2 separate regions of the Mus musculus genome follow, and region 2 is linked to region 1. A link is a loop called in an ENCODE intact Hi-C map of the cell type or tissue named here. Cell type or tissue: heart. All regions are shown on one strand. Links, peaks and the distances in the headings refer to the core of each region. The heading gives the core; the rest is flanking DNA. Region 1 overlaps Hmga2 (high mobility group AT-hook 2). Region 2 holds the start of 4930471E19Rik (a long non-coding RNA gene).

Region 1 (5,373 bases), core at 141-5,140:
CACACATAACTCTCGTTCGCCAGATCCCTCGTTCACAAACGCCGCAGCAGACGGTTAGAGTTTTAAACCTAGGCTTTGCAGCCGGCAATCTGATTTCCTATTTAAGTCTGGGTCCTTAGCATGCTGAAGTAAATGCAGGTACCCTTATACCATTACCATCACCAGGGGTACACCAGGCTCAGGCTAAGTTGGAAAATAGAAATAATATGAATTGAAAAGTCAAAAAGGAAGAAAGGAAGGAAGGAAGGAAGGAAGGAAGGAAGGAAGGAAGGAAGAAAGAAAGGCAAAGAAGGAGGGAGGGAGGGAGGGAGGGAGGGGGAGGGAGGGAGGGAGGGAGGAAGGAAGGGAGGGAGGGAGGGAGGAAGGAAGGAAGGAAGGAAGGAAGGCAAAGAAGGAGGGAGGGAGGGAGGGAGAGGGAGGGAGGAAGGAAGGAAGGAAGGAAGGAAGGAAGGAAGGAAGGACGGACACTAGGTATCATTATGTACGTGTGTTTTTATATTTTGAGATCACTTTAATAAATACTACAAGTCTTCAAAACTCAACTAAGATTACATCATAGATAGCACTTTAGCTAGTGAGATGTTTGTAAATGGTTTGGTTTGGTTTGGTTTGGTTTGGTTTGGTTTGCCAATTCTGGGCAAAACCTCGCACAAGGGCCTAAACTAGCTGCCCGCCTTGTGAGAAGGGACTCTGCGTTAGGCGTTGTATTTATTTCCTTTTTGAAGACTTGAACCACTCGCATCTTAATCGCTCACCTTTTGGTTCATCGTTGTCAAAGGAGACCAGATGCCTTCTATCCCTTATCCCCTGGAGGGGCTTTGGTTTGCAGTTCTCTGTAGGCATCACTACTCTGGGACTTTTGTTGAGTCTCATCCTGACTGCTGGGGTCTTTGGGAGCCACTAGTTTGTGACCCTGCCACCTTTGCAAGAACGAAAGCCTCAGGAGAGAAGGATGTTTTGAAGACAAATCCTACTTTACAGATAATCCAAAAAGGATTAAAAATGGTTTTTTAGATTTACCTTGTTTTACGTGTAAGAGCATTTTGCATGAGGTGTGCGTGTGCACCATGTGCCTGCGTGCGTGCCTGCATGCCCAGTGTAGGCAGAGGTCAGAAGAGGCCGTAGAATCCTCTGGAATTGGAGTTAGGGATGGCTGTGAGCCAGCATGTAGGTGCTGGAAATTTAACTGGAGCTTTCAACAACAGCAAGCACTCCTGACCTCGGAGCCGTCTCTCCTGACCTCGGAGCCGTCTCTCCAACTGCAAATTTTAATGCTACCTTTTATTTTTATTTTTTTTAAAGATTATTTTTCCAAGTGTTAGGCTTGTACTTTCAAGGAGGAAAAAAAATTTAAAAACACATGGAGGAAATGAATCTTACAACAAAAGAGGAGGCTGTGTTCTTTCCCAAAACATCCCTTTGAGCTCTTTCCACAAAGGGTTGAATTGTGGGCTGCCCTGTCACCAAGGAACTTGTCATGAAACCAAATGCCTGGTATTTTAGTTGTGACCACACCTTGTGAGAAGACAGTCAAAGTGGCTGTGAACAGAGCGGGGCTTGCTACGGTCCTTGAAAGATTCCCTGTATTAACAGCAATTAAAGAGTTGAGATGTAATTTCAACCCTTCGTGCAGGGACCCTGCCTCACCTTCAGCAGGAAATGGGGCCTGAGTCAGTGGGGCATGGCTATAATAGGAGCCTGGGAGTGGGGTGCAGCGGAGCCATCAGTATAAATCTGTCATAGACACACTCGAAGAGGAAGAAGGGCCTCCACACACTGTGGTCTTTACACTTTCTGATGCAGATACTGATTTATGGCGCACGGGAAGCAGAGAGCCTTTGAGCCTTGGGAATCAAGGCCATTTTGTAGGTTTCCGCCCGTCCCGAAGAACTACACATTTATAATTGTGCTTAAAGTCAGACTCCTTCCAGCCCCAGGAGGCAGCACCATTTGGTGGAAATAAAACTAAGGACTTTTCCCAACAGCTGGCCGGTCCTAGTTTTAAGTTTTAACAACAGGATGAATGGATTTGGAGCACCGTGGAAGGCATCGGAAAGTATTATGCCAGACTTTCAGAGACCCTCTAGGCCCTAGCTACCCTGTTCCCATGTATATCAGGTTCATTCCAAGACAACCAGCCCCACTTTGAAGAGTTCCCGGGCTCTGTTACCCCATATCGATGACTCGCTCACGGAGATAACTTAAAATTAATCCAGCTGAGACCAATGTCTCTGAAAAACTGTCTCCAGAATTTCAGGCAAGGGGAGAAAGAAGAAAGAAAGAAAGAAAGAAAGAAAGAGAGAGAGAGAGAGAGAGAGAGAGAGAGAGAGGAAGGAAGGAAGGAAGGAAGGAAGGAAGGAAGGAAGAAAGAAAGAAAGAAAGAAAGAAAGAAAGAAAGAAAGAAAGAAAGAAAGAAAGGAAGGGAAAGGAAAAGAAAAAAAGAAAGAAAGAAAGAGAGAGAGAGAGAGAGAGAGAGAGAGAGAGGGAGGGAAGAAAGAGTCAGCTAACAATATATGAAATACCAGCTCAGAGTTAGTGTTAATTAATTAAAAACACAGTTTCAAAGTACCCCTAATAGAAGACTTCCTCTATGCAGTGAGTATCTGATACAGAGAACGACTCAAACATTTAAAAAAAAAAATCACACTCAGGGCGACTCTCGTGGTGCTGGCAGGGCCAAGTTCAATATTTTCCCTGTGAGGCATGCCTGTACTATAAAAAGAATGTGATGTTTGAAAACTAGTGTCTCTGCTCCGGGCTGCCATTCAAAGCCTCCCCCTAGCTCGCCAGCCACATTTCAAGAGTACAGTATGAATCACGATCATGTGATGAGCCCCTCCTTGCCAAATTCTTTCATGCTGCTACCACAGTGTGTTCCCTCTTAGGTCTCTGCCAGCAGCTCCTGTCCCTTAGCCAAGACCATCATCGTGAGTACTGGTGGAGAGGCACAGAGCCCTTTGCTCCCGGCTCCCCAGTCAGGAGACACGGAGGCGCATTCTTATAAACGGCTGATCTGACAGGGGCGAGGGACAATTGAGAGATGGGGCAGAGAAACAGTAGCAGAGAGGATGAGATGCGCAGAAAGCGGGTTGCCGAACCGGGAAGGTTGTCTCTGTCAGGCTGGCACGGGATTGGGTTCCTGAAACTCAAATCATTGAATTCTCCTGATACCTCTATCAGGGGAATCGCCACCGACTTTCGGTGGGGATACTGAGGCCTGACACGTGACATGCAGCAGGCCCACAGCAAAGAGAGGCGGAGAGGGCTGGAACTCTGACCTATCCAGGCATCTTACCTATCTCGACTGTACTCCTGATTCATCAGCTCACAGTTGGAACATCTGTCAAGTCCTTTGACCATCTTGGGCTGCCTACAGGTTTAGGGTACCTCTTTCAACGGGACATACCATATGTTGGCAAGTATCTGTCACCCAGATGAACAATCACAGGGTCATTCCTCCACAGTCCTTGTCACAGAACCATTCTTAAGCCTTATTGTCACCCCAAATGCTACTCCGGGGTCACCATGGAAACCAGGAGTGTATGGAGAAAAATATTGTCCTTTTTTTCTTTTTTTCACATGGTGAATCACTTCTGATGGAGCCACTCACGGTTTATCCTGTCCTTACCACGGGTTTCCTCTGTATTCGTTTATTGCTGTGGTTAACTGCAGATGGCTTGCCAGTTTTCTGTGAGTCTTCTGTAAGCCTGGCACTATGTGGAGCCTCAGGAGGCAGACATGAATAGTGAACCTGGGATGCTCTCTGGAGTTACAATGCCTGTTTATCCCAGCCTTTCTAAAAGGCCTGTTAGGTCCTAGGGTTTGGCATCAAAGCAGTGTTTACATCAGAAAGAAGCAAAGGGCAGATGAAGGAGCTGAAGGAAACACAGAAGCAACAGTTGTGTGGACCTACCCACCGCAGCCTGAGCTGGGGAGAAACTCAGTATTTCTATTCTGCACGAGGGCAAAAATCTGTGTGGAAGTATGGAAAAATGATGGCCCATGTGCCTCCTTTGAGACAGCTGTGTGATACAGCTGTTCCCCGTCACCCCCACCCCGCCCCCATCACCCTACCCCAAGGTCTATGTTTCACACAGAATGTTAGAAATGTACTAATTTGGAACGACACCAGATGTTAGCTTTGCTCTTTCCCATTGACCAAGTCATAAGAACATGTTCCTAAAAGAATAGGAAGGATTATGTAAGGACTCTAGCCCACGCCTACGAACATATTCTGCCCACTTCACCCAACAAACATCAGTTATACAGCAAGGACATCTCAGGCTTTGCTAAGGGCTGGGTACCCAGAGATGTGTAAACTATGGTTTCTATCCTAGGGGAGCTGAGATTACTAAGATTGTAAGATATTTTAAGTTCACTATTTCAGTTGTACCCTATGCCTGATAACTACTAAGTCTGCAACATATTTGGGAGGGTGGTATTTGGGCAACTCTCCCTGGACTAAGTTGATTCGTAGCTAAAACCAGCCCACAGGGATTTGTTTCTTCCCGCCTCTGTGACTTGGTGATGCCACTGCTCTGTGAAGCCTTACCTATTGTGATGATTATGAAAAAAATAAATGTAGGTAGAACAGAATGAGAAAGGTCATTTGGATTTCCTTTAGAGGGGAGAGCAGAGGAAGTTTCCAGGGTGACTGGCCACAGAAGTGGGTCGAGAACATAGAAGCAGGTGGTAAAACAGGACCCCTCTGACGCCCAGCTGCCCTGCCTGCGCTGTTGCTGTTGGCCATCGGTGACTTCATCTCTGTGTCTTGCTTCTTTCAACAGTAGGATGAGGCTGATGGCAACGCTTATCTCATGGGATTTCTCAAAGGAAACAAATCCTCACAAGAGGCCCGGTATGTGCTTTCCCATGACCTAATCCACTTCCCAACTCAGGTTTGTCAACAGCCACCTACCCACGGCTCTAAAGTCACAGGCTGATGGGCCTGCCGCTCTGTCAGCTGCAGTCCTCTGCCCCACTCCCCGCTGGCCTTCAGTACTATGTTTCATAGCATCCTCAGACCAGAAGCGTCTCTCTCTCTCTCTCTCTCTCTCTCTCTCTCTCTCTCTCCAGCCCATCTGCTTCTATCCAGAGGTGTGCATGTTTGAACTCTCACTGATTAGGATGCGTGTTTACTATGTTAGTAGTATGCCGGTTGCATCATGAGCCTCCTGTGAACTACAGCAGCTCTGAGCATCCATTGCTCTGTCCTAGCAAGAAGTGCAGAACCACACTGGAAGCTTGTGGTATAAATTCTTTTTCTTGGGGGAGGGGGGGTGCGGTGGGGGAGGGCATATGGATTGACTGCTCTTCCAGAGGTCTTGAGTTCAATTCCCAGCAACCACATGGTGGCTCACAACCATCTGTAAT
Region 2 (5,373 bases), core at 133-5,132, 210 kb after region 1:
TCGTGCAAGTAGTAACCTTGTTTCCATCTCTTCCTTCTTCTGTCTTCAAATGTGACCATTTGTATTCTTCAAATGGTTTTGATACTTTGATAGATCCCCTAGCTAGTATGTGTGTATTCTTTTAATCTCCCCTGTTGCTACCCCCGTACCTGAATGCTGTGGGTATTAGCACAATTCCCTCAAAACCCTCCCCCTCCCAACCCCAACCCCCTCCTTGCCTCCGTATTTCTGAGTTTCCAACACAGTTTAAAATAATGCTTACTGGATAGGACTGTGGTGAGTTTTAAGTGAGTTCATACAGAAACTCCCCAGGATAGGGTAAGCAGTTAACAGATAATATTCAGGAGCATTTCCCAACCAGCTTACAGTTCTGGAAACTGACGTTCATATGGTGTTACAACCAGGACAATCGTAATCCAGACCCAACCATGTCTCCAGGGTCTAAAATGTTCTCTGCCACTAGGCCCCACCACCTCCATGTTCTATTCTCATTCAAACGCGCCACCCTCTCAAATGGCCATCCTCATTTGTGGCCCAAGAATACCCTCTAAATGAGAGGCCACATTGACAACCCCCTCCCCCCATCGACAGTGCAGAGCTGCACATTTAAGACAGAATCTGTCTGCAGGTAATTTCAAATATATGAGATATGATATTCTTGTGTCAGTTGCCTTAACAATTGGTGATATCCTGTGCCAACAATTTGCCATTATCTACTTGCCCTGGGAGACTGGGGGGGAATCCCTGCAGGAAAGTCCTACCTGTGGTGAAGATTCTTAACACCACAAAGATACAAGACAAACTCAGCCAGGGCAAAAGGTCCTTGGGTCAAACTCAGCAGAAAACAAGGCCAAATTTCCAGGAGCCCTCACTAAGGCGTATCCCTTAAGATGGGTCCATTTCTATGGCAATAAGTTCTGACAGCAAATAGGAAAGAGGGGGTTGTCAGGGAGCCCCCCCCCCCACAGGACTTGGTGCCTAGGTGCTTGACTGTGGGCCTTTCACACAGACCCTACCCAGCACTTACCGAGATTCCAGCCTGGAGACTCCTTTCTCTATTCCTTTTGGTACTCTGAGCACAGGTGTTCAGTCTGAACCAATCCTTATGCAGTTGACACACCATGGCGTTCTTCTCGGTTGTGGCAAATGCTAGGCACAAGGCCGAAGCTCCTTTTCATTGATTCAGAGGGGGGTTAGAAAGAGATAAACATTCACACCAGTGAGTTAGAAAGAGATAAACATTCACACCAGTGGGTTAGAAAGAGATAAACTTTCACACCAGTGGATTTTTTTTTTTTTTTTTTTTTTGTGGCTAGAAATAATACAGATGAGCCCTACCCAGTGAGCCAGAGACCAAGCCCAGGCCACCTCCCTGAGCAAGACTGCTCCTGGACTTAAGTAAGGTCAGTTCACCCTGCCAGCCCAAGGGCTGGAACTGCGGGGCTTCTCTCCTGAGTCTAAAGCTCACCAAACTACTCTGTACATTTCGGAATCACTGTTGGTGATTTGCAATCCTGTTAGTTGGTGTCATATACATACATACATACATACATACATACATACATACATACATGTGTGTAGATAGATAGATCAAAAGATATAGATATGTATCTTTCTGCATATATGCTCATCCTACTGGATCTGTTTCTCTAGACCCTGATCCCCTGCCCCGCCCCCCCAGGCCCAGTTTTCCCAGGTATCAGCCAAGGCTTGCATGTTGCTTTTGCAAGAATAGCAGCAACCTTGAGAGAAGTCTCCCTCTGCCCCACCAGTTGACTCTTTCCTGCACATCACAGACTTTTATGCTAGTAGAAGTCACGTGGTCGTTAAACCAGGGAGCAGCCGAGCCCACAAACAATCATGAAGTTGAAGAAAAAACACAGGAGAAGAACTTATGTCGGAGTTGAGGCAGCTGGCACAGGCCCCAGATTCCTGGCTTTTCTGAAGTAAGGGACATTCAGTGAAGACTCAGGAGTGTCATGGCTAATTGAGGAGACTGGAAAAGGCCAGAAACTCTGCCATTCCTTAGAGGAAGATGCGGACTTGATTTCCTGTATCCCTAGAGTTAGGCTGGTACCTGTTTAGTGTCACTAATAGGCTATAGCCAGTGTGACATTGTGGATGTTCTAGAAAGGTGCTCTAAGAGGCAGGATACTTTTGTTTTTCTCCTCTTAGGACCCTTGAATAGCTAGCTATGTGATGATGTGTGAGAGCCCAGGTGGAGAAACAGATAGGGGTTGGGGGAGACCTGCCAGTCACAATAGCGTCAGCTGTCCCAGATGTGGTGACATACTGCTAAGTAAAGCCACCGTGTCTTAGCTAGAAGTCGGCCTCAGAGGAAGCTCTGGGTAAAGACAAGGACATTGGAGGAGTGTCCTGCAGGACCCCACCCAGATAACGGAACCATGACCAAACAATACACCGAGGTGGCACAAAGCCAGTAACTGTGGACATCCGACTTCACAGCGGTAGATAACCATTACAGCCTGGCAGCTGGGGCAGACGAAGCACAGTGGCTTCCCTGTAATGATGGAGCCCAGAGTGAGAGGCAGGAGGAGAGCGACATCTGAGCAGAGGCATCAGGGCTGCTCGAATCTTCTCCTGCCAGTTTTCCACTGTTTCGCAACGCTGATGTGTGTCACCTCGCAGCGAAAACAATCTGTACCCTTCCGAGTTAGGCACTGCCCCTGAGTCTCTTCCAGACCTCGTCAGACCTCAAACCAAGGTCTGTGAGCAGGGGAGATCCCAGACACAGTGAGTCATGTTTGTCTTCTGTGTGCTGAAGGCCTGGCACAGACTTAGATCACCACTGACCTGTGGTCTGCAGCTTGTTTCTTCACCGGGAGCCAAAACACAGTGCATAGCCTCATCTCCAGCCAAGTTCTCAACACGGGCCCGGGTGTCTAGGTGCGGGTGCCAAATGTGCCTGCGATGAATCCAGCAATGTAATAATAATTACCCCACAGCCAGTCTGGCTGATTTTCTGGACAGCACCGTTGAGCTCCTTAATTATAGCAGTTAAATCTAGACACGCATATTCAGGCACTGAATACTTAATTTATAGCATAAGGAGAGAGAATCCACCCACCCATTCACTTAACAACACGGGTGCACCACTTTGCCGGTCACAGATATATCAGAAGCCATGCTTCCTGCACCCTGAGATTGCTTTTGCCGTCTCTCCCAAGAGGCAGGAATCAAAGGCACTGCGGTCAAGGTAACAAATGAATGACTAGTGTAACAGAGACGAAGAAGGTGAGATGAGAGTTGAACAGAGGGAGACACCACGGCTGGCCAAGGGAAACAGAGCCTGGAAAGATTTCTTAAAAGTGTCATTTGTCACCTCCCCACTCCAAGTTTAAAAGCTGCACACGGTTATTAGCTATATGACCCTGTGCAAATCATAAATTTTCTTACATCTTAGTTTGCTTATCTTTGAAAGGGGATGGTTTGGGCTAACTGATCTCAAAGGTGCTTTCTGTTCCAAGGGCCTGGAATACATGATTTTTTAATGAGAAGACCCAGCAAAATGTATAGCCATCCATCCTTTCTACAACCAGAGTAACTTTTTAAATCTAAAGAAGATAATGTCTCCCATGGCTTAAACCCCTTCCGTGGCTGCATTTACAACCTCTCCTGATGATTTGTGCTCACAAGCACGGGGGAAGGGAGGGTGGGGGGCTGCCTGTGCTCTCAGCACCCCTGACTCCATGTCCTCCTCTGGCCTGCACCCATTCACCCAGAGGCCTCTCTCCCTTCAATGAATATAGGATTTGTGATTTTTCAGGATAGTTGTGCTCCAGTCCCCGTCCCCGTTCCCTTGCCCCACCACTCTCTCTGAGCCAGGCAGCTTGGAAGTGGAGAACAGTACCTCCCAGGAGTCCTGGCAGGGCCAACAGCTGCCAGAGAGCAGGGAAGGGGAGTCTGGGCTCCTCCGCTGCTCCACGCTGACTTCCAGATTCATCTCTTGACTTGTCCCCACACTTCCAACCTTGGTTTTCTGAGACTAAGTGCCTTCAGTTGCTGAGATTTTTTTTAAGGGGGGGTGTGTGTTGATAGTGTAACTTGACTGCAGTAGTGTTCAATGTTCTTAGTTGGATCAGCCAAGCCTTCCACCTTTTATCATGTGAAATTGCATTCACTCTTTGAGACTGCAACCTTCTCCCTATCCCTTCCCTACCTGCCCTTCCCTTCCTCTCTCCTTCCCTCCCTTCCTCTCCCCTCCCTCCTCTCTCCTCCCCTGCCCTCTTCTCTTCTCCCACCCTCTTGGGCCTCTTTTTCCCCTCCACTTTCCTTCCCTACTCCCCTCCCCTCCCTTCCCCTCCTGGCCACTCACCTCTTCTCCTCTCCCCTCCCCTCCTCTCTTCTCCCACACTCTTGTCCCCCCTTTCTCTTCCCACTTCCCTCTCCTCCCCTTCTGGCCCCTCCCCTCCCCTCCCCTCCCCTCTCCTCCCCTCCCCTCTCCTCCCCTCCCCTCTCCTCCCCTCCCCTCCCCTCCTCCCCTCTCTTCTTTTTCTCCCTTCCTTCTTCTTTCCACCCATTCTCTTTGTCTTTATCACTGCACAGTTAACTCCTTTTGTTCCCTGTTGGAAAGGGTTTGCGCAGAGGCCTGGATTAAAGAGTGCCTCATCTCTCCCTGTTTAAATGCTGTGAATCTGGCTTTATCTTTAGGCTTCCCCTCCTTGTTTAGGTCTTAGTTAAAGTAAGAGATAGATTCCAGTGCCGGTCCTGAGCCTGAAGAGTCCCTCCAGAAGTGTCAACTACAGCGCCCTGTTGGCTTCCTTCTGGCTGTTTGCTGTAATGTTCAGTTCTGACCTTCCTTAGCAGCTCAGTGGTTTTAAATAAATACCTTGAATATCAACGTGTCTGGTACCTTGTATGAGTCTGCTGCTCACACTACAGTGCACACACAGGGGAGGCAGGGACTGTGTCTGTATTTTCTCATCAATGAATGCTGAGTGCCTAGCACACAGATGACTTCATTTTAGACAAATGCTTGAGAATTCCTTCTAATGAGTGTAGGCATGAGAGCCAAACCTTAATCTCCATTAGCTGAGAAGTGCTGCGGGAGACCAGGCTGAAAAGAAAAATAAGAGACAAAGATCAGCAAATCAGAGGAGGCTTCGGATGTGGGGACCACACACACACACAGACCGCATCCTCCGTGTACCAACTCCAGAACTATATGACCTTCCAGATGAATTACAAAACAGTGGGGAGCAGAGGTAATGACTCTACATCCACTGGTGAAGCTGCTGTGAGATTATAGTGAGTGCACACAGGTAGAGCTGAGGGCAGGGTCTAGCACTCTGTGTTGATAATGGTATGTCAAATACCTGTTTGTTGCTTTAAGCCTCTGGGGCTATTCAGGAA

What was found. Hi-C counts contacts between places; a loop is a spot of excess contacts. Peaks named below come from ENCODE experiments on the same cell type or tissue, not always from the same donor. Only the 100,000 strongest peaks of a DNase experiment are listed, where the experiment ranks them.
Region 2: a loop joins it to region 1, with 8 times the contacts of the local background. A loop is called at or near these places in 1 of 42 quality-filtered maps.

What each region holds. Positions count from the first base shown.
Region 1 is chr10:120,419,394-120,424,766 of GRCm38, forward strand. The region is part of intron 3 of Hmga2 (high mobility group AT-hook 2); the gene reads right to left. Among named protein-coding and RNA genes, the nearest start is that of Mir763, 26 kb to the right of the region's middle. In heart, for the core only: no CTCF peak of the experiment used is centred there; a DNase peak (open chromatin) is centred at 2,928; H3K4me3 peaks cover 474 bases; H3K27ac peaks cover 4,342 bases.
Region 2 is chr10:120,633,561-120,638,933 of GRCm38, forward strand. It overlaps 4930471E19Rik (a long non-coding RNA gene), which reads right to left and starts at 2,547. Exons shown (of 2, transcript XR_003948971.1): 1 at 1,028-2,547. In heart, for the core only: no CTCF peak of the experiment used is centred there; a DNase peak (open chromatin) is centred at 2,721; H3K27ac peaks cover 1,921 bases.